Regions from separate parts of the Mus musculus genome. Here all the other regions are linked to region 1. The links are chromatin loops, found by intact Hi-C in ENCODE. Cell type or tissue: left cerebral cortex. All regions are shown on one strand. Links, peaks and the distances in the headings refer to the core of each region. The heading gives the core; the rest is flanking DNA. Region 1 holds the start of Exoc1 (exocyst complex component 1). Region 2 overlaps Pdcl2 (phosducin-like 2). Region 3 has its middle 55 kb from the start of Nmu.

Region 1 (11,040 bases), core at 1,482-9,481:
GCAACTTGTATAAGCATGTGTATATGTACTCCTAAAGTTGAAGAGATTTTTAAAAGACCAGCAACAAATTAGAAAATATATGAGCAGACAGTTCATAGGAAATGAATTGCAAATGACACTGGGAAGCTTAAAAAGATGCTCAGCCCTATCCAGGAGAGAATATATATATATCACATTATATCTGTGAGCTGAGCTTGCTTCTTGTCCTACAGGAAAAAGCCCAAAATATTGATAGTGTTTCATTGAGGTGGAAAATTAGTCCTCGTATTTATTACTGCATAGAAAAAGTCCACACCGTGTTTCAAATTGTGTGTGTCTATGTATGTGATTACTCTTCAATGTGGTGATCTCGATTCCAAAGATTTATTGGAGCAACTACAAAATGACATGTACACAGGCATATGTTGTTAGCAAAATGTGCACATGAACTCAAGTATCCAACACTGGAAGATTAATAGAACAAAAACTATTATATATAAAATAGGATAGTATACAGGAGAAAATAGAGTCTGGGGGTAGATAATTAGAAGCAGAGGATCTTGTTCTTATTAATTAAAATTATTGTTTATTTTTAAAATAGACGTTTTTGTTACTAAGACTTAAAATATCGTTGTTGATCATTTGAAAGATAGTTACCATTTCAGTTGCTTCTTAAGTATTTTTTATAATTTGTATACTAATTCTTTTTTATTTATTATTATTATTTTTACATATTCACTTTACATCCCACTCACTGCCACCCTCCTGACCACCCCCCACACACACAATCCTTCCCCCATCCCTATCCCCTTCTCCTCCGAGCAGGTAGGGGCCCCTTGGGTACCCCCCACCTTGAAGCAGGGAATATTATATTATATGAATACATATGTGGGTTCTTCAGTTTGGCTTTCAGTTTTAAGGAGGAGTCAAGAATTAGAGAAGCTGCTGGGCGTGGTGGCGCACGCCTTTAATCCCAGCACTTGGGAGGCAGAGGCAAGCGAATTTCTGAGTTCAAGGCCAGCCTGGTCTACAGAGTGAGTTCCAGGACAGCCATGGCTATACAGAGAAACCCTGTCTCGGAAAAAGAAAAAAAAGAAAGAATTAGAGAAGCCATTAATTATTAAGTCCTGGCTTCTTGGGTCCTATTGCTTCTTGAGTTTCTTGGTTAGTTGTCTCAACTACATACAATACGTGGTAGATAACTGCATGGACTAGTTACTGTACATAGCATGTTGGTTCCTGGGCTTCTTGCTGCAGGTTGTGAGGCAGAGTTGTGCTTTTGCATATTATCTGGTCATTGTCAGAATACTCCAAAATATCTTAGTTGTGGTGGTAGTGACACCTATGTATATTTGTCAAAATCCAGCAAAACATACTCAGAGATTGAGGTGGTTTGAACGAGAATACCTTTAAGCTCTTGTGTTTGAATGTTTGTCTCCAGTATGTTGAACTGTTTGGGAAAGATTAGGAGGTGTGGCCTTGTTGGAGGAGGTGTGGCCTGTTGGCGGAGGTATGTCACCAGGGAGTAGATTTTTAGGTTTCAAAAGTACACCCAGCCAAATCTCTTCTCTCTCTGTCTGTCTCTGTCTCTGTCTCTGTCTCTCTCGCTCCCTCCCTCCCTCCCTTCCTCTCTCCCTCCCTCCCTCCCTCACTCCCCCCCCCCCACTTACTTGCCACTATCTTACAGCTAAGGTGTAAACTCTCAGCTATTGGTCTAATCATACCTGTTGTAGACTCTTTGATATTGAACCCCCAAATAAATGTTTCCTTTTAAATTGCCTTGGTCATGATGTCTCCTCACAGCAGAGAACAGTAACTAAGACAGAGACACAATAAAAACATAAAATCTTTTTTTTTAAGTGTATACATTCCCTAGATCTGTTCACCGATACCCTGAAGCAAGCAGGTCAATCAATAATGTTGAACATGCAGCTTATCACGGGGAGTGGAGTGCAGATACCCCTGCGTTCTGTTCTCTTGGAGAAACTCATGACCACCTAGCTGGTGAGGATGCTTGACCACACACGCTTTCTTAAAGATCAACAGATCTAGGAAACGCATGCTGCTTTTGAAAACAGAAGCTCATGTTAGTGGATTTATAATAATATTTGCAACTAAAATGTAGCAGCCTGAGGTTTCTTCTTCTTTGATTTTATGTGCTTATATTCTCTCTCTTATCCTTGTCTCTTAATGACATTAATATTTGGCATATGATTTATCTACTATACTTCCCTAACAAAGCCAAAGTATTTACAATGTTAATTCTTACTAATATTTATACATCTGGGTATAAGTTTTGGAGCACTTCCTCACGGTTCAGTGCTAGTTATTGTTGCTCATGCCATGTTTCTCTCATCCAGCTGTTCCCAGGCACTCTATATCTCTTTATAAGAAACAGATAACTCACATGATCCTCTACTTGAATTTCTTTTCTGGCTCTGCCACATCTGCTTCACTTGTTATTTGGGATTGTTTTCTTCCTGGAAATGCTCCCTTCTCTGCTGTCCTCTTAGTACAGCTCCTCTCAGAAAAGGGAAGCCCAACATATCCTGTCACGTTTCCTCTATTCATCCATGTCTAACAATCACAATGATGGCAAGTAGATTTTTAGTATTATAAGATCCAAGGACTTACACGTGGCCAAAGGCATAAAGGAGAAGCCTATTTTTCAAGGAACTTTCAAATTTCTGTTCATGTCAGATCCACTAGCAACCAGTCGGTGAAAGCAAGCAAGTCAAGGTCAAAGTCTGAAATGGGGGGTACACTCCACCTACCGGGGGATGGAGCCAAGACTGTGAGCATACACCTTTGCTTTCTTGGACAAAATTTGGGCCAGTAGATTATTAATTGACACAATTACTTTCCAGATATTATAGAGCTGCATAAATAAATATTTCTCTTACAACAATAGTTATAAAATTCTCTGTCCCCAAAATCCTATTGAAAGGAAGTATCATATATGCAAATAGAGAGAGGAGAGAAGAAGCTGGAAGGAGACTTTGTAAAATGTAGCCGTCAGCTTGGGCTAAGAAAAATAAGGGAAGTTGTTTCTTGGATACAGAGTTTCAGTTTTGCAACAGAGGACTCTTCTGAAGTGGGTGTGGTAACATCACACAATATTATAAATTATATCATTGTATTTTTTTTTCTTGAGACAGTGTCTCACTCTGTATCTCAGCCTGGCCTTGAACTCACAGAGATCTGCCTGCCTCAGCCTCCTGAGGGCTGGAATTATGGTAGGTGACTCAGCACACAATAAATGTACTCAAAACCTCCATCAAACTCTATGTAAAAAGGCGACTAAATTGAGGCCAGGTGTAGTTATGCATACATTAATCCCAGAACTCTGGAGGCAGAGGCAGAAGGCCAGCCTCATCTACACAGATAGTTCCCAGTCAGCATGACTTCGAAGTGAGACCTTATCTCCAAAAACAAACAAACAAAAAAAACAACAAAAAAAAAGTTTTTTAAGTGATTAAAATTGTTAGATTTTTTTTTTTTCGAGACAGGGTTTCTCTGTGTAGCCCTGGCTGTCCTGGAACTTACTCTGTAGACCAAGCTGGCCTCGAACTCAGAAATCTGCCTGCCTCTGCCTCCCAAGTGCTGGGATTAAAGGTGTGCACCATTCGTTACATAAATTCTAACACACTTAAAAAAAATTGAAAAAGAAAACACCACAAATAAAACAATGTATTGTGATTTCAATTTTTTTTTCTACCATTAACCAAAAGATCAGTTAACAGAAAAACTGTAAGTTCCCCTAAAAGTTAACATTGCTGAGACTATTAAGGCAGTAAAAACATATAACAAGTGACTCCCCACCTGAGTGGATACTGATACACAAATGGAGCCTATAATTTTAAATTTCCAGATGAGGAAATGAGGAGCAGAAGGATCAAATAACTCTCCTTGTGTCTGCTGACTCGCTAAAGGCTCAAACCAAAGCGGAACCCACACCTCTGTGATGTCACAGACTTTCTACCCTGTGTACCTTTCACGGGCTCTTGTTCGGTCTTGTTTTGTTTTTCCCACTTACATCACGCTTTAAAAAAAAAAGTTTTATATTTTTAAAGTAAAATTTGCAGAAAAGTAAATTCATAATGATCAGAACCAGCTTATTTCTACCCCACTCTTGGATTCTTTCTAGATAACTAACATTTTATTGATGTTTTGTTCGGATAGTGAGATTTTGTGCAGGTCTCATTCAACCATCCTAGCTGGGAGGATGTGTTATACAGGCCAGGCTCTGATTGTCTCCTAACTATGGGCTGGTCCATCTCACTGTTTAATTCTCTATGTTGGCTCACTCCTGACTTTCAGTATTTTTTCCTGAAAGACTCTAGAGTCTGTGGGGAAAGGGTTGCAAGCTCTAACAGAACTACTAGATTCCTATACCACCCCAAGGCAACTGTAATCTTTAGGGCGCATCTCACCTCTCTCCTCGGAAGGCTAAAGTCCCTTATTAAAGGTAAAGGCTAATTCCTAACCTACCTGGTTAAGAACAGACCTATCTTTGTGCAGTTTAAATGCCGTGTTCCAGAAAGGTACTTTCTATTGCTTAAATGTGGGTTTATGGGAGATCACATCCTCCAGTTGTAATATACAAACAAATCATAATTTAATATGCCTTGGGATGATGGAGGAATATAAGCTCAACATATTTAGCAAACTTAACATGAAATCTAAAAAAAAAAACCATGAAATCTGATTTTCAATAAAAATTAATATGTTGGCTTGCTTCCATTTCTAGGGAGTGAGTGTGGGCTTGCCAGTGGTATCATTACCAAGTTTCCCGTGTGCAGAGTAGATCAAGTGCTGAACCCTGTGTCTGACCCAAGTGTGACTGAAGACAGAAAGTCTAGAGGGGCATGTTACAGAGAAATCCAGGAAGGATGTGGGAAGGCTGGGGAGTGGTTAGATTTGGCGTGCATCTTGGTGGTAGAACAGGTTTTCTAGAGTCACCAGATGTAGAGTGTGAGAGATAGGAAATCCAGGATCGACTCAGGCAGCTGAAAATATGGAGAAACCATTACCTCAAAGAGACACTGAGGGACCAGCAGTTTCTGTTTCCTTGAGTAGCACTAAGTCCTTCAAGTTTCATCTCTCAGTCTAGATACCTGTTGCAGTGGCCAGCCACTGGTGTCAGCTAGCATCTCTCAAGGATGATATGACAGCAACGTGCCTCTCTCACTCCCTGGTATGTCGTTGCAGACAATGCTACAGCTTGGGACGTCTGCATGATTCATCCCTGTAGTCACACGAAGGGTGAAATGGTGACCAGTGGCAGGGGAAGCAACAGATCAACACTTCTCTTTTTTCAGTTGTGTAGAATAGTAAGATGATCTCTGAGGTTCTCAGAAAGTACCACAACCATCATAGCTCACTGTGAAAGCCAGAGGGTCTCTGGGGTAGCAGAGCCACACAGCGGACTGTGCCTGAGCTCCTGCCTCAGTGTTTAACCATAAACGGAACAGAAGCCCAAGGGCTAAAGATGCTCCAAGCAAAATTCATAGCCTGGAAACACCATCTACAAAGTCGAATAGAAAGGTAATGGGATTTTGAAATTTAGAGTGAAGACATTGTGTAGACTCTAAAGGGGCTCTGGCCAACTCAAGCGTGGCAAACACGGCTCTGGCTGGCCTTGCCCTTCTCCCCCATTCCCTCTGCCTTGCCAAACTGAAAGATTACATTCCTGCAGCTAGCCACCAAGGTCTATTTCCTTATTTGGCCACTTCCTCCTCCTTCTAAGGCTGACTACCAAGACACAGCTATCAAAATATTGAAGTCCAGCCATCAAAAGCCTCTCTTGGCTCCTCTAATTAACATGCCCAATTAAAATTAAACACCTCGTTCTAACAGGAGGTTTCCCCTTTACCTTTAGAAGCCACTATGTCCCATGCACTCTGCCTCCTTTCCATTCTGAGACAAATACCCCTCCTCAGTCTCCTTTGTCCCTTCCTCCTCTCCCTCATCGTCTATCTCCTGTGTTTGTCTCTTATCCCTGTCCTCTGTCCCTCTGGGATAAATACATCTCCTTTGTGCTGAGAACTTGGTCTTGGAGTCCTGAGCCCATACTTTTCCTGTCATATTTCACACTCTTAAACTCTCAGAATTTTCTCTACTTCGATGTCTCTCTCCTTTTGACACTGAAGAACAGTCTCCCCATGTCTTGAAACATCGCAAAGAAACTTGCTTCAAAGTATAACTCTATCTCCTTCACTTCCCGTTCCTATCACGTTTCTTCCTTGTTGCCTCGATTCCATAATCAAGTTATCCCAGCCCAGCCTTTGTGAGAAACAGCAAGCCCTGCTCTAGAGAAAGCTACAGCAAAGGTTCCTCCCTTCTAACAACTGGGACCTTTTGCAATGGATAGTTCTTTGCTGTGAAGGGCTATCTTTAATGTTATAGATCGTTCACCACCAACTCTGGCTTGTATCCACTAGATGTCAGCAGACCTCTTTCAGTAATGACAACCAAAAATGTCTCAAAACATTGTCAAATGTCCCTCAAGGACTGAAAATCACCTGAGGTTGATACTCACCAAACTATGCTAACTCAAAGGATACTGCAAAAATGGGCTAATATGTGCCAATATGAACAAGTGGAATGTATGAAAGTATGAAGTCAGAAAAATAAATACAGGTGTAAGGCTGGCCAGAGGAAGCAGATGACATCAGCCGACTTGCCATTCAATGTTTTGGCAAGGACGGGAGGAGTAAATTTTAACACACAGCCATTGTGCTTCCTAGATGTGGCTAAGATGCCAGAACAGTGCTGAATGGGTTCTGAGAGTCAGAAGGATGGTAAAGCGGGAGGGTCAGAATGAACTCACTCTGTCAAGAATAAAGAAGAGTGACTGGATTCTTTCCCAGAATAATGACAGAATGAACTTAATGCAAAGTATGTTGCCCAGAAGGGATCTCATACAAGTTGCCCTACTACCCAACCTTTTGCCCCAACAGATCTGAAGGCTTGGGATCTATGATGGCTAGAAGCACCTTGTGAAATCTCCAGAAAACCACAGTAAGAGTTGTCACACAGGTCCTCACTGCTCTGCAAGACATGCTTTCTGAAGCAGGGAACAATTCTCTACTGGGAAAACAAGGGTCATCTCTCATGAGGTGGATATATTATTAGTTCCACCAGTTCCCCGGTGCAGTTTTAGAAACAACCTGTTGAAGTATGAAAATGGAATAGAAAAGTCGACCAGGTTCAGGAAACACACATAATTTCAAGAATGGATAGTTCAGACTCCCCCCCCATCATTTACTTTCAAGACATCATTTTGGTATCTCTTCTGCAACTCACTTCCCTAGCCACATAGGAGTTCTTTATGTCTACCAAATACATAATGAAGGATTTGATCTGCCTCATAGATAGGTTGACACATCACACTAACTGGTCAGTAACATTGAATTCCTAGTGCATGTCACTCTCACTTGGGGATAGCTCTTAGGAATACTCAGTATACCCAGGGAATCTTTCCTTTCAGCAGAGCTTGTATCAACACACTTTATTATTCAATTTTATATAAAGGAAGAAGTGGCCTGAAGTAAGATGTTTTTATCTCTCATTAATTCAGCCAATATCCACAATCATCAACACTATAGCATCACCAATCATCATTACTCCAATCTACAAATCCTTTCTCAGCACCCTCAGGCTGAAGGCAGAACTACAGAATCCACGGACACTCCTGGATCACTCAGTGTCCCATTGCTGGGAAGAGACACCGTGACCACAGCAACTCTCATAAAGGAAGACATTTAGCTGGAACTTGCTTACAGGTTGAGAGGTTTAGCCCATCGCCATCATGTCTGGGCATCATTTTGAAGTGATGTGTGTAGAGATTTAAAACCCAACTGAGGGCATGAGCAGATGAGTATAGATATAATATAATTTAATATAAATATTATATAATCATTATTATTATTGCTGTTCAGTTATCCAAACAGAAATATCAGAGGCAGAGAAGTGGATACAAAAATCTGGAGTTCAGGAGTTCAGAAGAGTCTAGCCTTCTGGAATACCACTCACTTCTCAACTGTGAGGAGAGCTGTAACATAGGTACAGGGGGTTGGGGGGAAGAACAAAATGGAAGACCAAATGACAACAAAAACACCCAAATGGAATTGTCAGCTAAGATGTCCAAGGCAAACATTCTGGAGCTCAGGAGGAAACACCAGGGAAGTCTATCCAAATATATAGAACTAGATCCTGTGAGAGTCATCTCAAGTAACCCCGACTAGAAGCTGATCATTGTAGCAACAAACATGTCCCTATTCATTATTTCTCCTAGGTCTCCCAAAATTTTATCTTAAGATAAACGGTGCAAATACTGTGCACAGCTCATCTGTCATATTCTTAAGAAATTCATGCCGAGCGGTGGTGGTGCACACCTTTAATCCCAGCACTTGGGAGGAAGAGGCAGGTGGATTTCTGAGTTCGAGGCCAGCTTGGTCTACAAAGTGAGCTCCAGGACAGCCAGGGCTACACAGAGAAACCCTGTCTCGAAAAACAAAACAACAACAACAACAAAAAATTCATCCTATGTGCCTAGTCCTGCAGTGACTTGATGTCACAGGGTGGGTTGGTATCCAAGAAGGTCTCCACCCCACCCCTTCTCAGAAGAGAAGGGAAGCAGAGAATGAGGGAGAGGCTGGGAAGGAGGGTGAGAATTGGAAGGAGGGGTAGGCTAAGATCCACATGCAAAGTAAATAAATAAATGGAAAAAAAACAGCAAAGAAAAAAAGAAGAAAGAAAACCATCCTGGTAGAGTATGTTATCCTAACTTCGCAATCACCTTTTCTAGTCCTACCTCATTGCGAACTCCTTCAGTATAAAAAAATTGAATGGCTTTTTTTAATTTTTATTTTTTAACCTGGAAATCAAAATTTGCAGCACTCAATCCCTGCCAGGGATGCGGCCTAAATGAATCACTTGTCTTATAGCTCGAACTCTCGGCATCATTTATGTTTCTCACACTGAAACAAGCAAGCATCACCTTTAAAACAAAGATTCTATTTCAGTATCTGATGTGAGGTGGCATGGGTGAAGTTTCTAAAAAAACACCCAAGAAGAAGGTCTGTGCAGTCAGGGTAGAGTATGAAGTGGGTAAATGACCAAAGCTGTTTATGGGAATTAAGTGTCCAGAACTTAAGGGTACTAGTGACATCTATCCCAGAGAATCTGACTTAACTCACTAAAGTTCTTCCAAGAATCTAGTTAGCAGGGTTTTACATATGCACAGGAGAGAACATTTAATGCGCTCTCAAATGAGTTGCTACAAATATTAGAATGGGTACGTCTACAAAAAGGAAACATCACCATTATCAACTCCTCAAATCAGCCTATGCTAACAGTTCTCAACATTCCTAATGCTGCAACCTTTTAATACCTTTCCTCATGTTGCAGTGGGTCCCAACTATTAAATTATTTAATTTCTACTTTAAAACTGTAATTTTGCTACTGTTATCAATTGTAATGCAAATATCTGATATATTGGATATCTGCTATATGACCACTATGAAGGAAGGGGTCGTTTGACCCGCAGGTTGAGAATCACTGGCCTATGTGCTTGCAAGCCCCGCCCCTGTCTTTTCCACGCCCACAGTCCGCCTCTGCCCCATCCATCAAAGCGCTGTTCCGCCTCCTCCAAGTCCATTGGCCAATCTGTTTTTCCTCTACTGTCTCCATTTCCGGCTCCACAGGGTCAACTTCCGGTGCAGAGAGACACGTGACCGGATACGGGAAGTGGCGGGTTCTGGCCGCTGCTTTTCCCTGTTCAATGAAAAGTGCTTCAAAGCTGCTATTGCTGCCGGCGCCCTTCCTGAGTCCGTCTTGGAGCACCAACCTCGGCCGGCCGGCTGGCCTCGCGGTAAGCTTCCGGCCGGGGACCTGCGGTCTTGGAGGTGGTAGCCTAAGTGGAGGCAGTGTTGCATCCGCGCCGGGTCGGCCACTCCCCAGTGACCCGGCCCACCCACCCTGCTCCACTTCGGGGCTGCAGAACCCGGGCTGCGTCCTTCCTTAGCCGGTGCTGTCCGGGGCTCTGGGAAAAGGCGGAGCCGGGAGGCAGCCAAGTCTCTGTCCACAGTTCCGCCCATCCGGGACAGATTTCATTTTTGTCCTACTAGCGTGGCCTGGAAGAGAAAGACGTGACCTGGGCTTCTGCTGGTCCGAATCAATATAACATGTCCTTATAAATCTTCTAAGTGCATTGCCCAGCCTCTGAACAGTTTTTTTTTCTGGATGACATGTCTCCGAGTTGAGATGTCACTGCAGTACATGGGCCCAACCCACTAAGGCACTAGCATGGACACACAGTGTAACGATGGCCCTATTAAGCTGAAGGAAGTATGTATGTACACAATGAACCGAGGTTAGCTGCCTCTGTAACGGGCAGCCTTGAGGTTTTAGAAGGCGAAGATCTAAAGAGAACCCAGAATATGGGCGTGGTTTTTAGACCTGGGAAATAGTTGTGAAGGCCACTATTAATAATACTGGCATAATGTAAAGTTCAGTATAAACACTGGAGAATTCATCTCTAGATCCAAAGAAGACTGACTATCACAATGCTACGTCAACCCGTTCATGTCTTAAAGATTCTCCATTATACCCCAGAGTGCTGCCTGGCACTTAGTGAATAGCAATATTTATATTAGCAATATAATATAGCAATATAGTAGCAATGCTTATGTCTAATTCCTTCATGAGTTATGACCAGCCCTCTGCTGTTTTTACCGTTTACCATGTACTATGGTGAATATTGGCCATTGCTAATGGTTCTTTTGGCCAGCTTTTACTATTGCAATCAAGCAGGTTACGCCAAGAGCTTGTTAGTGAGTACCCAACACACAAACCTGTGATAGAGCACCCCTCCTCCTCCTACTACTCAAGAGATGGCTGTGGAGATCTAGGAGATGACACTCATGTCCCCATTAGATAGCAAGCATTTGCCTCGTAAATACAGTAAGGGCTCTATACATTTACATGAAAAGAGCCGTGTGGATTGAGACTTTCATTGAGTCAACTAAATACAAATGGAGAAATGTAGGTTTGAAT
Region 2 (11,040 bases), core at 1,452-9,451, 200 kb before region 1:
CTGTTTAATGGGTCCAGAGTTTTATTACACAAGATGATAAGAACTGTGGCGATGGATGAAAGTTAAGCAGCACACAATGTGAATGTTTCAACATCAGTATCCACGAATGGAAAAGACAAAGGGATGACTTTAGGAGGAAGAAAATAGGTTAAAAAAATAAACTCCAGTGCTGTATGCTATAGGAGAGAAAGTAATTGAAAGAAAACTGTTTTTCTGCACCTGTTCCAGAGCTGAAGACTCATAGGGAATCAACAAAACTAGCTACCATCTGGAGATAAAGATGAGGAATGTAGGAAAAAGGAAAGACTATTGGAGACAGTGTGAGCACAAAGGGCTGTCTGGGGTCTGTAGCGACTAAGCCCAGCCTGGCTAGAGCAGACATTACACAGAACTGAGAAAGAGATGCAGAGATGGACTGGACTCTACACTGGATCATTTATACTTTAAAGTTATTCTAGACACACACCATTAAGAATTTTAAGTGAAATGTGCTATGATATAATAAGCATGACAGGAGGACATCACTCTGGAGAATAGAATAGGGACTGGAGAAATGGCTGCAGAGACCCGGTCCCAGCACTCACATGGCAGATCACGGGAAGCTGGAACTCCAGTTCCAGGGACTGCGGCACCTGTTTCTGGCTTCTGTGGACCCTGGGCATGAACATTGACACAGGGACACAAACATACCGTAGGCAGACTATCATACACACTAAAATAATTGTTAACATCTTAAAAGTAGAAGAAAATTAAGGGGAAAAACTTCACTTCAAAGAAATAAACTTTCACACTTGTTCATCTAGAGAAGTTTTCATTTGTTAGTTTTGTAAGTATTTAAAAATGAACACCATTACCTTCTAGCTTGAGATTTATCCCTCCACATTCTATAATTCCAATGAATTTGCCTTCTATCTGACCATTTTTATAAACAAAAATTGTTGGTAAACAGTTGTCATGGTAGTGTTCAATGCAGCTATTCACGATGGCTTTAACAAATTTGGTTTCTGGAAACTTTCTTGCTAGGACACTCAGATGTTGGTTAACCACCAAGCACATTGGGACACTAAAGAGAGAATACACAGTACACTTCAAACACAGACCACTCCTCTTAAGCTAGAAAAATAAATAAAACCTCTCTTTTGCACAATATAGATCTTTGCTTCTTATATAAAAGCATATTTGTGTCTTGTGCTGTGACCTTTAACAAAGACGGACTGTATTAGAGTCCTCTGGTTTTTACTGGAAATTCCACTATTGCCTGGGAATGAAGCTAGTACCATGGGAGTCTGGTACCTAATTTAGGTAGACTATATTCCATTTAGCATTAATTTGAGCCAGTTCCTAGATGAAAGATCATAGGAACACAAATGATAATGAAAAGACGTGCATAGGGAGTCTGGGGCAGTCCTGGGCTGAAATGAAAGGACCCTACACTTGTCACTGGTTAGTCTAATGTTTCTCATCTCACACTTCTTTGACTCTCCTGACGCTAACATATTTCACCCACAGTCTTCCCCATCCTGGATCCCAGTGTCTCATCTAAAATTTAAAACTGATTGAAAGCAGGATCCCAACCTTCCAGTGCTGCCTGCTTCATCCATCACAGAACTCCCGTTCCACCCACCCTCCAACCCTTCCCTAGACTATCATGGTGTGCTTGAGCAGATGAGGTCGGAGCTGACCCTGTCCTCCCACCCCCAAACATACACCTTCATTTTCCTCTACACCCCTGGGCTTTAGTTTGCGTGTCTCTTCTGGGTTCCCAGTTTCCCTTCTCCAAAGACTTGCCAAACATGCATGAAGTCCAGGGGTTGATCCCCAGTACATCATTAAACACATGCGTTGCTACACACTAGTCTCGGACTCTGGGAGGCAGAAGGAGAGTCAGGAGTTCAAGACTATCCTTGGCTGAGTTTGAGCTCAGATAAACAGAGAAGAGGACAGATACAGGAGATCTTAATTACCAAGCCGAGATAATTTTTCTTAGAAATGTGACATTCCACAGATTAGAAATGAAAATATTTTAGCATACTTAATTTAATCCCTAAAGATAAAAATTCTATAATGTACTCGTGTGAATATATGTTTCTTTTTCTTAAATATTCCTCATCACAGACCCTAAAGCTAGGAGTGTCTCTAAAAGATCACAGCACCAGCATTCTGAAGTATTGGATAATTACCTTGATCTATAGAGATGAATTACAACCCACAGGTCTTTTTCTGCATTTGTGACTTCATTCACATACTGATTTCCAGAAATTTCTCTCAATTCCCCAAATTTTTGTTTCTTCTTAAGTGCTTTCCATTCCTGTAACCGCTTTTCTCTAAGTAAAACAAAAATATTACAGAAGCATTATATTCTTTTATTTTTGTATATTTATTCTCTCTCTTCCGTCCTCTCTCTCCGTGTGTGTGTCTATCGGTCTGTGAGTTTGTGTTCCAGGTGCTTGCATATACCTAAGGAGGCCAAAAGGCCTCTAATTCCCTTGTATTAGAGTTATTGGCAGTTCTGAGTCTTCTGATGGGGCTTCTGGGGAACTGAACCCAGGTTCTCTGCAACATCAGCAAGCATTTGTAACAACTGAACCATCTCCCCTTTCCTCAAAGTGTATGTTTTTTGTGGTCAATCAATACCCAATAATAATTTAGAGTAACAAATGTGATGCCCATACATATCAACACTGTGAATGACTGACTAACCCCTAAGGAACATAGAACACCATATAACCTCTTTTGGTATGAGAAATGGCACTACTGTATGTTATGTATAGCAATTGTAAGAACTTTATTACTGACTTTGAATTTATTTTTACTTAAGACTAAGTGTTGTGTAACAGTTTCCTGGAGATTGAATCATTTCACCCTGCAGGGAGACTCCTTAAGCAGAAAGGTGGAAAAGCTCAGATAGCTTCAGGAAGTTCCTGAAATTGACCAGAGTCACTAGGCTCCTCCTTGCTAGAGTAAGCAATAAACACTGCAAGGAAGACTCAGACAAGCAACACCTCAAAGAAGACTCTCAGACCAGACCAGCTGCCTGGAAGAAGCAGAACCAAGCTGAGCTACCTGGAAGAGGTTTAGATTGACTGATGAACACAGGAGAGGAGGCTCTCATCCCTGCTGAGCTGCCTGCAGGCTGTGCAGTATGCTTGGGTTCCCAGCTCTGTGAGCTGAACCCATGCTGGGGTGGGCCTTGGTGAGTGAAGATGAGTCCTGAATGTAGGAGATACTGTTTCATGGGTTGGGGTCTAGGCTGCCTAGCAAGGAGGGAGCGAGCTGAGCTTCCACTCCCTCAAGTTCCTGCTGCCATGATGTCCCTACCATGACAGACTGTGCCCTCAAAACTAAAATCAACTTTTTCCCCCCTTAGGTTGCCTTTGTCAGGTATATTATCACAGCAATAAGAAATGCAATACGGTAACTTCTCGGCAATGCGTGTGGCACATGGAGAACTGATTCACTTTTATTATTTATTCATCCACATAGAATGCTAAACCCTTGTTAGTAACTCTCAAAATTTACATAGTTCGATGACTAAGCCATGCTCGGATTTATTAAATAACCTCAAGTCGTTTACAATACACTTATAAGTTTCTATACTTAAGTTTGCGAGGGTACTTCCTCTTGTTTCTCTGTATATGACTCCATCTTCTTATTTTCTGTATTCTTTTAAAAGTGGTTACATTTTATCATGTGTATATGTGTGTGCATGCATGCACACATGTGTGCATGTGCATACCTGTGCATGCTATTGCACATGTATGGAAATCAGACAATATCTTGCAGGAGTTGGTCCTCTCCTTCCAGCAGATGGGTTCCAGGGAACAGACCCAGGCCCTAGGGATTGGCAACAAACACCTCTGCCCACTGAACCATTTCACTGACCCTCATTTTCTGCATTATTGATGTTCTGGAATCTAGAACTTTGCTAATCCCTCTGGGAATACTTGTTCCCGAAGGAGCTGGTTCCAAGAAAAAGAACAAACACTTGCCAGACAACACCTTCTTCAAATGCAAGCCAGCCAGCTCTGAAAGCACACCCTCAGTTGCTTTTTCTCTTCTCTTCTCTTCTCTTCTCTTCTCTTCTCTTCTCTTCTCTTCTCTTCTCTTCTCTTCTCTTCTTTCTTTCTTTTTTCTTTTCTTTCTTTCTTTTTTTTTTTTTTGTGGCAAGGTCTGGCTATGTCACTGAGATTGGTCTCAAACTCCTTGGCACTAATCCTCTCGCCTTAGCCTCTCAGGTGTTTGCAACTGTGGGCATGTACCACCATGCCTGGTGTCAATCTCCGTGTTCTTTCTGTGCGTGCTGTTTTATTTCTTTCTTATAAGGCTCCCTGCCCTAGTCATCCTAGAACCCAGTACCAGATGACTAACAGACCTCACCCAGAGCCCACCTAAATGATTCAACTGGCCAATCATAAGCCTGCTTACTACTGCCTCACATGTCCATTCCCACAGGAACCACAACAGAGGCTGTGTCGGGTATTTTTCCCTTGCTGCTTTTGATCCTGACCTTTGTGGCCCATGTGCCACGGTGTGGCCCTTGTTCTTGAGACCGGTAACTATGGTGGTAATCACCTCCTGCTCATACTGTATTAAAGCAAACAAAACCTCCTCGGGGCGGGCGAGCTTCAGAACACACTGGCCTCATTTTGCATGTTAGACCCAAGCCGTAGGAAAAGTCACTTTGCGTAACAATGAAGCCAAACACAATGAAACCCAAAGAGAATAATAAGGCTGAGCTAGGTCTGCTACTAGGTTCCTTCTTATTGGTACAACTATCAACTTCTCCCTCCCCCTCATTTTCCCTAGCTTTTTCACTAGAAAGGTTAACGCATGGGCGTTAGTCCTGCCATCAGAAAGAGGCAGTGTTCAGTGGCCTGCATTTTGTACTTAACAATCAAGTCAATTGTGATTCACTACATAGACAGAAAGCTCTCTGGCTATTTTAAGCAGAAAGGTACTTAACCTGGGAAATTAAGCACTTTGCAAACTTGCTCAGAAGTAGGCCTTAGGCTGGCCAACCAGGAATGACTCCCAGAACAACACTGCAGAACTGGTCTGCCAAGGCTTTCTTTGCTGCAATCCAGAAACTGGGGAATCTAGATTCCAATTGTTGGCCCAAGTATCACATTACTCTGAGACTCTGAAGCACAATGACAACTGCTGGCACCAGGAACCAGGCTCCCTAGCAACGATAGGAAGATGAGAAAAGGAAGCCAGAGCAATGGCTCCAGAATTATGACAGAAATTCTAGATCCACTTAAATGGATGCTCTAGGCTTATTTATTTATGTACTTATGTATTTTTCTTCATTTAATATAGCTCTGAGCTCAAATATCCTGTGAGTGTGTGTGAGTGTGTGAGTGTGTGTGTTAGCAGAACTAAAACACATTTATTATCCTTGGTGCTGCACTAAACTCTGAGAAATGCTTTAGCTTTAGCTTTTAGCTCCTCCACCACTGTAACATGCATCAAGAGAAAGAGAAAGAGGAAGGCATGTCAAAGAAGACAGTTTAGTGTATTTGCCACAAACACAAACAGCATTATTGCTGATATGTGCACATTTTGACTTTTCTTCTTCCTTTTAGCTATGGGAACCTCGGGGTTTAATTCACTTGCTTTTTCATAGCTGGCTACCTACCCAGTGGCATTTTTGTCCCTAATTTCTTGAAAAAGATATTTGTCACTTCTTTATCTTATCGCAGGCTTTGATAGAGTCTGAGTATCATTATAGATTCCTCTTTTGCAGCTTGCAGGAAGACTACACTTGCAAGCCTGCTTGTGAGACTAAATTGTAACCAATGAGAGAAGAGTGAAGAACACAAGGTATCCATCTCTGGTACTCAGACCACAGGTGCCCTGGGCGGGGTCCACACAGATCCCTGGTTCACAGGATTCTAAGGTGATGTAGCCCTAATGCAAATTGTCCAGGCCACAGTCACTGCCTGGGAAAAAGCTGCTCAAGAGAGCTGCAGGAGATGGATCAAAAAGTGAAGGAACCGCCCAGCACACCTTTAATCTCAGCACTTGAAAGGAGAAGGCAGGTGGACCTCTGAGTTCCAGGACAGCCAGGGCTACACAGAAAACCCCTGTCTCAAAAAACAAAACAGTTGAGAGACCACCACCACGATATAACTCAAAACATCTTTAAAATTTATTTTTATTTTATTTATGTGTATGGGTGTTCTGCCTACATGTATATCTGTGTACCACTTGTACTTCTATGGAAGACAGAAGAAGGGGTCAGAGCCCCTGAAACTGGAGATGCTTGTGAGCCTCCTTGTTCATGCTAGGAAGCCAGGTCCTCTGGAAGATAAGCCAGCGTTCTCAACCACTGAGCCACCTCTCCAGTCCCAGTTAACTTTTTGATTGACAGAAATAAGTCCTGCTTCCATTTACTGTTCCCTCCTATTTGTATCAAGAGCTGGTATCTAATAATTTCCTTTCTACTTATACAGCCTTTTTTTTTTTTCTGACTTGATTTTTTCTCTTACAATACTTTCAAAGTTAATGTGTTTGGTAGCTATTGTAACCACCCAGGCAGCTGATAAGCAGATGGACTTATTTGGGCCTGTGGTTCCACAGGGTTGAGAGTGCATCCTAGTGAAGAGGTACAGCACCACACAGCCAGAGCAGGAAGCTGAGAGCTCACACCCTCACCTCTCTCTACTTTGCAGGGCAGGACTAGGAATTCTCAAAGCCCACCAACAGTGATGTAGTTCCCCAGCAAGGCTGTTTCCTTCCCCAACCCCTCCTCAATATTATCACCAAATAAAGACCAGATGTTCAAATATCTGAGCCCCTGAGAAGAAAAAAAAAAATCCTACACATTTCATATTACAAGTGCTGTAGGTAGTAACCCTCCAGGGAAATTAAAGAGAATTTGCTAAATTGAGAAACCCACTGGAGGGCTTCACAAATTTAAGCAACCAAAAGAAAGAATCAGCCAAAAGGTTGGACTACTGCTATTATTAATCCAGAGGCACTGATTTAAAAGGAGAATGAAGAGTGAGCACAGCCCAAAGGGCCAGAGCGCCGATGTCCAGCAGGTCAACATTATATTGTGAGAGTCTCCAAAGCAGCAGACACACAGAGTCTCATGTTTTCAGAACTGCTGGCTGACGGCTTCCCAAATGTGACTAAAGATGCAAGTTCCAAGTCCAGCACGTCAGCTACACTTCAAGTAGGATGAACCCAAAGATACCCACGTGCTAACACAGCTGAGGCAATCTGTCAAACGGCAGAATCGTGGAAGCAGCAAGAGAAAAGCAAGTGATGGCATAAAGGAGATTCTTCGTAAGCCTGTCAGCCATGTTCTCACATAAAGACCCCCCCCCCCGCCCCAGTACCGCAGTGCTGTACCTATATATTTCAATAGCTTTTATGTCTTCTTCATCAAATTCATCTTCTGCTTCTTTCAGTTGTGCCAGTGTCATCTTCTCATATGGTTTAACTAAAACAGAAATCTTAGGTAATCAAGTTGTCCAAACATTATTTTTGCTTTACAATCAACTTCTAGGAAATTAAACAAAACAAACCCCCACAGTATAGATAATGGAGATCAACAGCACCGTTAGCAAACCTGTAGTGACCAGCTAAAACATGGTTACACGTTACACAAACTGTAATGCTAGCAGTTTTGATTCCCTCAAAACTGGCAGGACACTTTCAAGAGTCGAAGGGGAAGATCAATTCCATCCCATAAATGTAGGTTCCCCCGAGTACATGGAATGATTGGTGAATAAGATAGCATACAGAAAGGACAAAGAAAGGGTGATCCCAAAGTAGAGGGACATAGTAGATACATGTCACGGAGTTCCTAGAGTGTCTCTGTGTCACTGGCTTCCTAGCATATCTCTGCATTTTAGTAATTGGCATGTGCCTTTCAACATACACATCGGCCATTTTCCTGGCAATCTCCTCATTCTGAGTGGATGGGCAGTGTTTGTATGAAATAATAGCCAGTTCGCTCCCCCATATTTCATGAAGTGTACTTTATTCCCTTCAGTGCGCTATCCCCTTCCTGCAGCCCACCAGATGCGCACATACCCATGGCCTCCTGCTGTAAGCGCAACACCATCTCTTCAATTTCATCTTTTGGTTCTTCTTTTGGAGGAAGAATGCCAAAATTCCTTAAAATTTCATTCCATTCTGTATCTTCGTTTGGATCCTACCCCCATCCCCCAAAAAGAGAGAGAGAGAGTCTTTTAGCATAGTCATGTATTGTAAAATGGGCTGATAAAACTGACTGACAGGCGGCGGAACGTGCACATACAAAGCTGTTCCTGGAGCCGAGGTTTCAGGAACAAGCCTACTTCTCCCACCAAGAATGGGGCCACATGCTTTGATTCACAGGACACATCTGTCCTCAGCATCACAGAGAAGTTTATAAAAAGATTATCTTAGAGGATGGCCAGATGGCTCATTTGGTAAAGGCACTAACTTGTCACACAAGCTTGGGGACCTGAGGCAGGATCCAGATCCCACATAAAGGTAGAGAGAGAGGACTGCTATCCACTCACACTATCATACACACTCACACTATCATACATGTCTCACCCACACCATGCACATACATATAGTAATAATACATTTTAAAAATCAATTTAGACCATCTATATAAAGTATTGAGAAAGTAAGCTTTTAAGTCACAAAAAACACATTGATGATTACAGTGGACAAACCCAGTTCACACGATGTCCAAAGTATGTTGTTTCTTTTTTATGTGCCAGACTGTCAGGTGAACTTGTTTCTTTTTTGAGGCACACAGATTCAAGAACCCTCATAGCAAGCTACCATATTGTGAAATGTCCTACAGAGAGAATTACATATTGAGAAAATGTGTCCTGGAATGCAGGCAGGTCTCTGTGAGTTCCAGGCCAGCCTGGTCTCCACAGTCAGCGGAGTCTTCATAGTGAGTTTCAGGCCATCCAGGTGAGGCCCTATTTCAAGGGAGGGGAATAAAAGAGGGTGTGGTTGGGTGCAGCAATGAAAGACTGTGATCCACTCAGGATAGGTGTTCAAGTTCAGCCTTGGCTAGTAAGACCCATGCCAACATACACAACAAGACCCAGTCCTAAAAAAACAAAGCTAAACTGCAACAACAAAAAGTGAAAATGAGAAAGAAACAAAAACAAAGTCCCAAAAAACAAAGCTAAACTACAACAACAAAAAGTGAAAATGAGAAAGAAACAAAAACAAAACAAAGAAGGCATGACTGTGGATAAACTAAAAAAATAATTTAAATATAACTAAATCCTACCAGCAACTGCATGTTCTCTGTTGCACAGTTAGCCAATCCAAATGCTAAAGACTGTAAGATTTTTATCTATGGTTTCCCCATGAAGCATCAAGTTCTTCATTTCACTTGTCTCGCATGGGCTCACTGGGAATTTTGAAGCTATGGAATAGTATCTTTTAATAACTCTAGAAAAATTCTCAGATCCAAATATTCCTCAACTTCTTTCTAAAATTTTCCTATTCCTATTTTACTAATATTTTTTAAAAAAAACCTTATCCATGGATTATTTTTAATTTTCACAAGTTCTACTTGGCCTTTTACAAGTTTTGGTCTTTTATTGCAAATCTGTTTTATTTCATTGTCAAAAGCAACACATTTTTCTGACATGTTAGAAATTATTTCTTATTAAGTAGCAACTTAAAATTTCAGACAATGGCCTTAGGGAGATGGCTTCGTATATAAGAGCATTTGCCACTCATGTTGAGAACCTGGATTAGGTTTCCAGCACCAAAATGTGGGCTCACAATCATCCCGAACTCCTGTTGTGGGGGTCCACTGTCCCCTTCTGAGTTCCAGGGGCACTGGCATGCACATGGTGTAGACACATACATGTTTGCTGTGCTACTCGGGCTTCTATTGCTGTGATAAGCATGACGACCACAAGGAATTCAGGAAGAGAAGGGTTTATTTCAGCTACAGCGTAATAAAGCACAAGCTGCCTGCTGTCCCCCACCCCACCATCTTTTCCAGCTTTCCATCTCCCACAAGAACCACCATAGTGGCTCAGACACACGATCAAATCGCCATTCAGATATGAATCTCTTTGCTTTCATATCATCTTTCCCATTGCTGTGGGCTGGGCAGAGACAGAGGGATATATATCACTTCAGTTCCATTCCAAGTTATTACCAAACTCATTGCTCCCCTTTAGTTGCTTTTGTATCTTTTTTTCTTAGTGAAGGCAGCAAGCATTTGTTTTCAAATCCAAGCTTTCCAGCTAGGCAAAAGGAGTTTCCCCATGCCCGGTATGGGCGTATTTTCACTTTTTCTGCCTTCTTTGTTTAAGCACCGTTTTATACGTTTGTTCATGTAAGTCTTCAGCCTTGTTAGTTTGTTCCTCTGTATTCTGTTCTTTCTGGTGTTAAGATAAATAGGAGAGTTGTGGTTTTTTTTTTCTTTATTGTTACCGTGTAGAAACATTTTTATAGAAATTTTATGGTCTTTCTTCAACTCCTTCCTGTAGATGTTTTTGGATTACAATGAGCACTATTGTTTCATAGCTGGCTTCCATCCACCCTAATCCTGGAAATCTCTGTAAGTCATTGTCCTCATGGCTCATGACTGTGCCGCCCCTGGTCTTTCTGCATGCTGTCTTTGAAAACTGATTGGTGGGAATTTGTAAAGACTGAACATAAAATGTTATTATAAGTCCATGGGAAAGCTGCCATGGGCTAACACTACCTGAGGGGCAGGTTTGGTTCCTGACCACTAATTGTAAGGACAACCTGCTTTGGATTCCCCACACAGAGGTCCCACTCCAACCTCCTGCTTGTCTCCTATCCTTGGGTACATCATAGGCTCCAGTTCTCACTTACTCTGCACATTGTACCCAAGACCAAACTGCACATGTGTAAATCTTTGGTGGTAAAACTGGCTTTGAAGATTGCAAAACAGGGATGGAGGGTGGCGGGGGAGGTGGGTGGGGGTAGGGAGCGACACAAATTCTGGAATATAATGCAGTAAAACAGAAATTTGTTAAGATGAATATCACAATGAGCAAATCTCAAAAGGCGGGCTCAAGC
Region 3 (11,040 bases), core at 1,084-9,083, 110 kb before region 1:
CTCTCCCAACACACAGCAAACTGTGAGCTCTGATAGGGACCAGCCCGAGGCACTAAGAATCAGGAAGAGGACAGTCAGTATAGATGGTCTTTGTATCAACAGCCACTGATATTCTCTTGATTTCACATACTAAGAAACACAAAAGCAATGTAATTTTTTTATCTTAAAATGTTTCTAACAAACATATTTGACATAATTACAGAACATACATATTTTAAATATAAAGGCTAGTTTGTCATATACTGTTTTCCAGTTTGATAATAGTTGATAGGTTGAGTATTATCCCAGGTGACATATTCTTCAAATTAGGACTGAAGTCAATTTGGTTTCAGAGCACCACCTGGTGGATTAATTACCAACAACCATCCAGAAATAAAGTGAATCAAGAGATCTCATGGCCATTAAAGGACTAATAAAGGAGTATGATCAACAACTTAATATTCACAGATGAAAAATACATCTGTGTTTCTACATGCAAGTGCTCTTGCGTCTGCGTGTACCGCAACCTGCATGTGAAAGTCCAAGGACAATTTGTACATGTCTCTTCTCTCTACCGTGTGGATCTGAAGAACTGGACCCAGATCTTCAGACCTGGTGGCAAACACCTTTAATCTACTCTGCCCACTATCTACAACTTCAATAGATGGAAAGAACCTTAAGTACATACTTTTGATAATTCACTCAAGAAGACATCAAATCTGAATAAACCCAAGTCTGCAAGAGAACAGATTTAAACTAATCAGTTATCAATAACCTTCCAAACACACACACACACACTCACATACACAAAGACATACACACATACACACAGAGAAACACACATATACACACACATATATACTCATGCACATACATGTACACACAGACACACACATACATACATAACACTCAGACACATATCACAACACACATACACACACAAATACACATGCACATACAGACACAGAGATACATACACACACACCACACAGAGACACACACACCATGCACATACACACAAACACACACATACACACACCTCAAACAGATATATACACACTACAACACAGAGAGACACACAACATATACACACATCACACACATACATACACATACCACACACATACAGAGACACACATATAAACACACAGACACATGTTCGCATGCACACACAGCAGACTCAGGGTTTGCTGGTGAATTCTAGAAAGCATTTAAGGAAGAACTCTAACCTCCTCTGAGCTGAAGGGAGTACCCTCAGCCTCTACATTCCCAGGTTCCACATCTGCAGATTCAACCAATCACTAATTTAAAATACTTGAGAAAAGTTCATGGTACCAAACACAGGGGCTCCTTTTACTCAACTCACTGCTACTTCCTAAACGATTCAGTGTAGTGACTCTTTGCATGCTGTTATACACTGTTAACTATGCTGTATAGCATTTATATTGTACTAAGTATTATAAGTAATCCAGAGACAATCTAAAGCATCAAAGAGGATATATAAAGGCTATCTGAAAATTCTGTGTCATTCTACATGAGAGACATGAGCACACACAGATTCTGGTATCATGGGGAAGGGTCCTAGAGCCCAGGGTTCCATGAACAACAGTAGTTTCTAATATCAAGACCAGACAACACAATACAAAAACTGTGCTTTGGTTTGAATGTTTGTGTCTCCCCAAATTTACATGTCAAAAGCTAGTCCCACTGTTACATGTTTAAGGGGAGACCTTTGGTAAACAAGTAGGTCATGAAGGCAGAGCCTCTTGGATGGACTGGGATCCTTAGGAAAAATGCCCAAGGGAGTTTAATTCCTAGTCTTCACTTCAGAACAAAAGGTGCTATGTATGGACCAGGAAACGGTGATCATTAGATGGTGACTCTGTTGCCAGCACGAGCTTAGGTTCCATATATCCCAGAGCTCTGAAAAAGAAACACCTGTCGTTTGCTAACTACCTATGTCATAATATTTTGCTACAGCAGGCCAAAATGGCAGAAAAGTGAAACTACAGACTAACATCACTCAAAAGCATTGTGCAGAAATCCTGAACAAATATCAGCAAATTAACCCAAGCAGTGTATAAAAGCCCTACACACTCTTCCAAGTGGGACTTATCCCGGGCGTGCAAATCAGGCTCAACGCTTGAAAACCGGTTAACACAACTCAGCATCTCAATAGACTAAAGAAGAAAAGTCACAATCAATAAATTATTATTACAAATAAATTAATTAATTAAAACATGTAAAAATACATTACCTATTCACAATAAGAAAAAGATTTCCCAATAAACTGAGAATAGAGAACAGAGGGGACCATTTATAGAAACCCATAACTGACTTACACTTTTTAAATTTTACCTAGTCTTTTAAAAAAGATATATTTACTCATGTATTTTATGTATGTAAGTGCTCTCTCTTCATGCACATCAGAAGGGGGAATCAGATCCTATAATTGATGGTTGTGAGCCACCACGTGGTTGCTGGGAATTGAACCCAGGACCTCTTGGAAGAACATTCAAGTGCTCTTAACCACAGAGCCCCCTCTCTAGCTCCCCAGCTGACTCACATTTAATGATGAGAAACTTGAAGCTGGTCTTCTAAAATCAAGAATCAGATAAAGATATTCCCTCTTAACATAGTACTGGGAGTTTGAGCTAATGCAATCAGACTAGAAAAATAAACGCTGAGCAAATGCTTACTGTGAAGGAAGAAATAACACTGGCTTTGTCCATGGAAAATGTGAGCTTTGTATGAGTCAGCGTGCATTACTAAATGAGATGCATGGGGAGACAGCTTCCTTTATTAAGAGAAAAGGTTTATTTAGTTTGCAACTTTGGGTGTTCGAGGGCAATGCGCTTGTATTGGTTCAGAATTGGTGAGGCTTGCGTGGGGCTTCTATGGTTGGGAACACGGGGTAGGGCAAGCAGTTACATCTTGAGCCAGGACTGGGGAGAGAGGAAGGCTGACACCTCACAGTGTCTTCTACAATGTCCCCAGACCTAAGGACAATAACCCCTTGCCCTTGACCTAAGGACATGCTCTGGGCTCTGCTCCTCAAAGGTTCCACAGAATTTCCCAACACTACCATCCAGGGAACCAAGCTTTTCAAACATGCTCACAGTTAACTAATATCCAAACCATAGATATCTTTTACCTAAAGATAAAATTTTTGACCTAAAGAAAAAAATCTAAAGAACCAACTGAAAACCTGACGTAACCAATAAGCATTTATGATGTAACCATAAGCATTTATAGCAAGATGGTATGATGCAAAGTTAACAGTGTAAAAGTCAGTCACTTTGCCAGAAACCAGGAGTGAATAGGTGAAAAACGTCACTTCAAACATAGTACCATTCACATTAGCACCTCTCAAAATGAAATTATTTGGTATAAAGATAACAAAGTATTATAAGCTAATACGAAGAAAGCTTTCACAACTGATGAAAATAACAAAGAATAACGTGGATGGAAAGATAAATGTGTGTCCACACTGCTGAACACACATGCTATTTCTTTTCAGAACTGTTAGCTGTCCATGAGTTTCAAAAATGTCTCAGAAATAATTGCTCACTGTGAAGTAATTTCCAGGACTCAGCTTTCCACACACTCTAAAGTAGTTTTAATGCCAGCAGTGGGTGTGGCTTTTATCTGAATTTGCTTTGCACTTTCAGAAGTCATCAATTTGTAACTCTTCCTGGGAGATTGGGTGTAATACGATTCTAAATTTCCATTTTATTCTTTGCTCTCCAGTAAGTGGCTACTTGACCAAGCAAACTTGTTTGGGAGCCAAATAGTTCACAATAATTACACGATTCTTTAAGAACATTTTACTTATTTTTTGAATTATTACCAAGAAATGCCTTAGGTGACAGGGGTTGGTAGTTCTCCTGATCTTCCCATTCCCATTGTCTGAGCTCTGAAGTCAGGTTTTCTCTGTGGTCTGCCTAAACTGCTTAGGGAGACCTAAAGTAAGCCAATTCAAGTCTGTAGTGAGCTGTCTAGACTTCTTCTCCTCATGGGAATCTAGAACAAGGTCAGAGGAAAACCTATGACAGATAGACATGGATTCCGAAATTGAAGGTCTTGTCAGGCGTGGTATCATTTGAGGACAACACTGACCCCACAAGAAGCTGTTCTTCAAAAAACATGGGGGTGGGGGTTGGGGGGAAGTCTTCCCAGCAAAGCAAAGCTAAGAGTCCTCGCAACCAAGACATTTTCTCCCATAGTTCCTAATTCTCATATTTCCGAGTTCCCACCATAGCTAAGAGGGCTTAGAAGAGACCAGTTCCCAATTGTTTTCAAATACAGTGTAGTGGTAGAAAATCTGAGGAACAAGGAGACCCTATTACAGGGTGGTTGCTCTGAAAGGATGGCTCCTGACAACAGCTGTCCCAGAAAGTACCAGAGTCCACCACGGTGTAGACGGATGGGGGCTGAGGGCCAGAGAGCTTTAGGTCCAGGGGAGGGTCTGGAGGGGCAGGGGATAAGTCGCTTTGGCTTTGGCTAATTTGACTATTTCCCACAGGCTGGAGACTGTTAGGGTTGTCTCTGGACAGCCAGCACCAGACTCGGCGATCACAGAGGCAGGTGCACAGTGGTGATGAGTGTGAGAATCTGGTAACAGAGAAAGCTGCATCTGCAGACCGGCTGCTGATTGGTCTCCTGGCTGTCAGAGTCCTCTTGAAGGAAGGGAAAGGCTGAGGCAGGAGGCTGAGTGAGGCAAGGTGATCTAAGCATATTGTTGAGTTATCTGGAACTAGGTGTACCCAGCACACCTATGTGGGTCAGATGTTAGTGTCAAGGCTGCAGCAGTTAGAAACAGGTTACATCACTCAGAACCGAGCGTGCTCTGATACAGCTTCGGGAGCTACAGAGCCAATTAGAAGTGATTCTAAGCACTGAAGCTAAGTCCCCCTCTAACCTACCTCACTCCTTCTGCCCTGTCGCCGTGGCTTCATTCTCTCCATAGAAAAACGTGGGCCATGAGACCCAGACTCCAAAACCACAATAGCAAAAATTCCCACAAAGTGTTTCTTGATCCTTCATGGAAAGGACAGGAAATGCCAGAGTTTCCGCAACACTGCTCGCTGCTGGACCAGTCACACAGGAGTCGCTTCTGCCCGCATCAACAATGGCTGATTCCCCCCCCCCCCCTGGAATTGATGTATTATATCATAGCATGGTTATTCTTGGCAAAGGTGCTTGAAAGGGGCAGATTCCTGTTTCTCAGATGCTGTTAAGCCTGTGACCTGAGTCTGCAACTTAAGATCAACAGGCCTTCCTAGTAGGTGTGGCTCCAACTCAAGGCACCAATCAGCTCGACTCTCTACACCTTGATTTAGGGACTCAGCAGACAGACATATTCTGCTCTCTCTCCCAGTGTGTGGGGATGCGGTAACTCTATCCAGCGTATACTCACTCACTAAGTGGGTCATGCATTTTTGTGGTCTGTCTTTCTTCTTGGATTAGAGACTCCCTACTGGCAAAAGTAGTCTGTGTTTCTTATTTCCTTTCTCTGAGCCTTCATTCTCTTTATAAAAAAAAAAAAAGTTCATGACGTAAAAAGGAGGCATACGCACAAATGAGCTCTCTGAATACTGTTGTATCCAAATGAAGGGGGGAAAAAGTGGAATAAAAATAAACTGAGCTACTTTTAGGCTGCTCGGCGAATAGTCTTGAAGTGTCTCTAGTCTAGTCTCGCCTCACAGTCTAGTCAAATGGCGTCCTCATTCAGAGATAATGCTATAGGTAGCTGCCTTGAAATAAGTTGTGGTGAGAACATGAGCCATATGTAGAACAAATACACAGAGATGCAGAAGATGTATTAGCTATAGCGTGCATCGTATGTTATACAATCTAAAAACGAATCTTTCCTGAAGAACTGACGCTTGAGCATGCGCACAATGCTACTGGCCTGCCTGATCTGGAGGCGCTCCAAGAACAGAGAGAATGGCAGAATAAGAGAAGGTTCCAGAAATAGATGCAAACTTATGTTTTTTATACATCAGTTTTAGTCTCTTTATCTGTACTATACGTTCCATCATTCACTTATTCAGCAAATACTTACTAGCTATGAATTGCTGGGCACCATTTTAAGGTACCGGAAGTAGAATAATGATAAGGTTTTCTCTTATTTTATTTAATCTACAGCATTCCAATGAAGGATGTACTATTATAAGTACATATTTAAATATAAGTATCTGTATAAATTTCCACATTTCTACATGGAAAACAAGTCTGAAAGAAGTGACTCAGCTTCTCCAAGTAGTGAGTGTAGTCATAGGTCTCAGACTGTACAAAGGGCTGGGTCATCCACATAAATCACCAATTAGGAAATCATGCCACAGGCTTGCCCACAGGTCAGTCTGGTAAGGGCCATTTCTCCACTGAAGTTTCCCTCTTCTCCGATGGCAATAGCTTGTGTCAAGTTGTGATAGAACTAGCCAGCATACCTAACACATAAAATAAAAATAAAGGTTAACAGGTATTTTTTTTCTACAGGAAACCTGTGACTTAGGAAGCCGAATGTTTCCTGATAGTGCTCTTGAACCCTCTATGCAAAGGAACAATTAAAACCCTAAGTCACAAAGTAAAAGAGTTTCACTGTGTTCCCATACACACAACCTTGCAATCCATTCTACTTTTCTTTGATCGAGCTACACTTTTAAGTAATAGTCATAAAATAGCTGAGAGTTTATTTTATGAAATATATACATTTCAATAGCACCAATATTTTCAAAGCATTTTTTAAATTTTCACTTAAGCAAAGAGACCCATCATGGTCCTCTAAAGAGAGTATCTGAAACTACAGTGTAGTTCTGTCCCTGGATAACAAAGGACATACAATGAGAATATATGGTGTCTACTTAAGATGAACTATTGCTGGATCCTGATTTTAAAAAACAAAAAACAAAAAACCCCACATCACAACAACAACAGCAAGAGCAACAACCACAACAAAAACCCATGACGGAACAGGTCAGTGTTTGGACTCCCTGACTACTGAAACTCAGACAGGCCTCTCCGGAGCACAGACTCTGTAACACTGGCTTAGGATGGCTGACAGACTGTCAGGATGCAGCTGTCAACCCAGATCTCTGCTTCTGCCACATATTGAAATCCACCCCAAGTCACCATGCTCGCATAGCACCTTTCCACCCTAAAGCTGAGACTATGTGCTCAGAGGCAATCTATAGACTGAGCACCTCTGCTCCCTGCTGAGTTTTTACAGCTTCCTAGAGTCCGTGTGCTGAGATGCACTCCGTGGGAACCGCAGTAAGAGAGGCCCTCGTGTTGTAGTGGGTCCTAGCATCTCCATTCTTCACCCCTGCACCTTAGACAGTACAGCTCAGTGACTGGACACCCTGGTGTCACCATTAGACAAATCTACACTGTAACCATCACTGGCCTGGCGACTCCCTTTCAGTAACCCACCACCCTCCTTTAGTTCACTACAGAAACGGAAATGATAAGGACTGCCCTGGCTGCGCATGGTGACAGTGATGAACAGAGATGGTGTACTTGTGCTGAGCAGAGGACCACTCCCACTGGGTCGGGGTCCCCAGAAGGTGGTACTGAGAATGTCTAACTCTGTGGCTTAAGCAAGCAGCATGTTTTCCCTGAGGCCTTAAACTTTACCCTCTCTCTTTCCCAAAACAAGTACAGCGGCTTTAACTCCCCGGCACCAGCTAGTCACCATTATCCGTGAATCTGAGGACAAAGTGATCCTGAGCCTACCCTCCATTTCAGCTCCACACATCTGAGCCTTCCATCTTTGCGTCCTTGTTCTCCAGAACCACAGGCTATCCCACACATGCCTACCTTGAACCACAGGCTATCCCACATGTGCCTGCCTTGAACCACAGGCTGTCCCACACATGCCTGCCTTGAACCACAGCCTTGAACCATAGGCTATCCCACATGTGCCTGCCTTGAACCATAGGCTATCCCACACATGCCTGCCTTGAACCACAGGCTATCCCACACGTGCCTGCCTTGCACTAGGCAAATCCACACCCAACTGACCACCAACCAAGCAGCAATACGAATAAAGGAAAACAAAAGTGGCTTCAAGCTACTTAGAAAATAACTATTCGGTTTAAACACTCACGGAGCCTAAGCCATCTCAAGTCTTAGCCTCTGATGCTCTCTCAAGCTAATTCAGGCTGTCTCAACTCACAAATTCTAAAGCTCCACTAATGGCTTTTCCCCCTCATCCTTTTCTATCTGTGCATTCTTATTGAGCAGATGAAAAAATTAAATTAATTAGATTTTCTTCTTTTGCCAAGTTTCGCAGTATTTGAGAAAAAGTAAAAGCATTTTATTGATTCAGTGGTGAATCTGAAAGGCTTTTAGATCTGTCTTCTGGGTAACAAGTGCTCTAAAAGTATAGTTTTGTTTTTTTTTTTAAGTAAAATGAAGGGCTGAAAAATAAATGAAGAAAGGAATGTTGGGGTTGTGACCATGTTTGAGTGTGTTCCTTAAACTACCTGTGTGACAATTTTATTTGTGACTTAGTCAGAATAAAAAGAATTTAAGATAGATATTTAATAAATTGATTTTTATATTATTATTAATATTTTTTTCAAGACGGGGTTTCTCTCAGGCTGTCCTGGAACTCATTCTGTAGACCAGGCTGGCCTGAACTCAGAAATCCGCCTGCCTTTGTCTCCCAAGTGCTGGGATTAAAGGTGTGTGCCACCACTGCTTGGCATAATTTTTTTTTTAATGAAAAGGAAGAAACAGTTGCCATGTAACTGAAAATTGCCCTGGAAACAATAGTACCTTATTTATAAAGCTACCTACAAGTCAATAGTCAGGAGGTGTGGGAACTAAAAAGGGGCTGGGGAAGCGGGGGCGGTGGGGGGGGGGTGATAGCCCATGTTGGGCCAGAGTACCTCCTAGACAGAGGTGGCTGCCAGACGCTTTCCACTCAGCCCCGGGTGGGCATCCAAGCTTCTGACCCACTCGACAGGAGGTGGACAAGGGGCAGCCCCCAAAACCAAAAGGGGCCCCTGAGTTATACCCTGTAGCCCCAGGGTTATGGGAGAGAGGGCATAGGGAAGAGAGGTTCCCACACAGGCGAGAGCCTGAGTAGCTGAACAGAGACAGTCTATGGTTTTAGAGCTTTATTGTAGAAAAGCAGGGAGAAAGAGAGAAGGTAGAAAGAGAGAGAAGAAAGGCTAGAGAGTAAGAGGGAGAGAGAGAGGAAGAGAGAACAAAGAGAAGAGAGGAGAGAGAGGAGAAAGGAGTAAGAGCAAGGTAGCAAGAGGAGTGAGAGGAGTGAGAGAGAGCCAAACAGCCCCTTTTAAAGTATGCTGCTATCTTTTCTGTTGCTAGGTAACTGGGGAGGAGTTTAGCCTGAAGGTCAGAAGCTTGGGACATTGTCTACATGACTTCTAGCCATGCTTCTCTTGTGGAGGCTGTGGGGGGCGGTAACTTAGGCAGGAGCCAGAGTTCCAAGAGCATGAGAGAACTCCTTCCATCCCATGTAGGCGAATTATCACCACCGGGTCCTGGGGGGTTGAGCATCCCAGCTCGACTGGAGACCAGCCTGTCTTTGCATAGCCCAATGCCCCATAAGGAGGTAATAGTGGACTTTGAGTAGGAAGGAGTTTTCCATGCAAAAAAAGACAGAGAAGATCTCACACACGCAGAACAAGCTATATGAAGTGGAATGTCTATGAGTGGTAAATTAACACTCTCTCTCTCTCTCTCTCTCTCTCTCCCTCTCTCTCTCCTTCCTTCTCTCTGTCTCTGCTCTCCTCACCACCCACCAATGCTCACTGACAGACAACTTCACAGAACCTTCCATTAAAGAGGACATACTTTCCCCAGTCATAGATCATGGGCTTCAGGTTTACCATGAGCGTTTCCTTGGTCATCAGAATGCCAGAGGCTACAACTTGACAGTGTCTCCAAATGCACAGCTCTGGTCTATCCTGGTGTTCCTCCATGCCTATCAGTGACTGATCTCAAGAGCCAAGGAGAGGCAAGCAGAACTGCACATCCCCAAGGCACCCGAAGCAAAGCCATCCCGTACACAGAACCTCTAGCAGCCAGTACTCGCCTACCCAACACCTATGTGGGCCAAACAGATGAGCAACCCCAAGAGAAAGAAATGTGTGAAACCAGAGTTTGCAGGGTATATCTAGACAGAATGATTGCAGTTAAATCAAAGGCCCACATGACCCCACATTCTGAAGACAGTCCGAGCCACAGAGCCTTGTGACCAGGGATGTCTCCCATAGGATATTCCAGGCGGAGCACAGCTACTACCTACAGTCCCATTTCTCCTTCTTACTGCCATAGCCGAAGGATCCCTAGAGGAAGCAGGCTGTCAGCCTTGAAGAGAAATCATGGCAGAGGTAAGACACTACTTTCTTGGGTATGGAAGATTTTCTCTGACTAGCAGAAAGCTCCAAGAAGAACCTGCAATGGAGTCAACAAGCTTCCCTCAGGAGGAGGAGGAGAACAATTTCTTGTTCCTGAACTAAATGTTCACCCTGGGCCCAGTGGAGGCTCTGAATGGAGAAGCAAAGCTTCCTGGGAGGGCATGGCAGTTGCTCCCAAATGTGTGGTATAGTAGAAACTGTAGAATCACTTCTGATCTAGAATGTTCTTAAGCCAGATACTCTATTGACACAAGCTAATAGGAAAAGAGATGACTTGGGGCCCCATGGCTTCTCTGTTCTCTACAGTGCTCAGCGCTTGTGAAGGGAGATCACAGAATCTGCTTTAGATTTGGTGGGGAAACAGGTACCTCAATAGAAAGGTGGGGCGTGAGGGTTGCCTCAGAGATAGCCTTTGGAGGGACCATCAAGAAGGTGAAAGTCAGCACTGTCAAGGGAAAGTATCCACAGAGCATCTGAAGAGGTGAGTCAGGTTTTCTCTTAAAGAGACCATCAGGCCCCCTGTACCTCATCTCTGCCTCTCTAAACTGGAGTGGAAATTGGAATCTCGAGACAGATCACATTACCTCTCTACCCAAGTGGCTGTCAGGTCGTAGCTCTAGATTTTCCCAGCACACAGGAAGAAGACAAATTTAAGGATGGAAGCATT

Evidence for each region. Peaks named below come from ENCODE experiments on the same cell type or tissue, not always from the same donor. Only the 100,000 strongest peaks of a DNase experiment are listed, where the experiment ranks them.
Region 2: a loop joins it to region 1, with 3 times the contacts of the local background. A loop is called at or near these places in 3 of 42 quality-filtered maps.
Region 3: a loop joins it to region 1, with 2.3 times the contacts of the local background. A loop is called at or near these places in 2 of 42 quality-filtered maps.

The regions. Positions count from the first base shown.
Region 1 is chr5:76,519,607-76,530,646 of GRCm38, forward strand. It overlaps Exoc1 (exocyst complex component 1), which reads left to right and starts at 9,705. Exons shown (of 19, transcript NM_001289770.1): 1 at 9,705-9,856. In left cerebral cortex, for the core only: a CTCF peak has its summit at 6,418 (motif pointing right); no DNase peak of the experiment used is centred there; H3K4me3 peaks cover 198 bases.
Region 2 is chr5:76,316,947-76,327,986 of GRCm38, forward strand. Pdcl2 (phosducin-like 2) reads right to left here. Exons shown (of 6, transcript NM_023508.7): 2 at 8,047-8,167; 3 at 7,360-7,450; 4 at 2,181-2,324; 5 at 855-1,063. Among named protein-coding and RNA genes, the nearest start is that of Pdcl2, 8.7 kb to the right of the region's middle. In left cerebral cortex, for the core only: no CTCF peak of the experiment used is centred there; DNase peaks (open chromatin) are centred at 5,141, 7,197 and 8,371.
Region 3 is chr5:76,413,742-76,424,781 of GRCm38, forward strand. No RefSeq gene overlaps it. Among named protein-coding and RNA genes, the nearest start is that of Nmu, 55 kb to the left of the region's middle. In left cerebral cortex, for the core only: no CTCF peak of the experiment used is centred there; DNase peaks (open chromatin) are centred at 5,434 and 5,784; H3K4me3 peaks cover 188 bases; H3K27ac peaks cover 223 bases.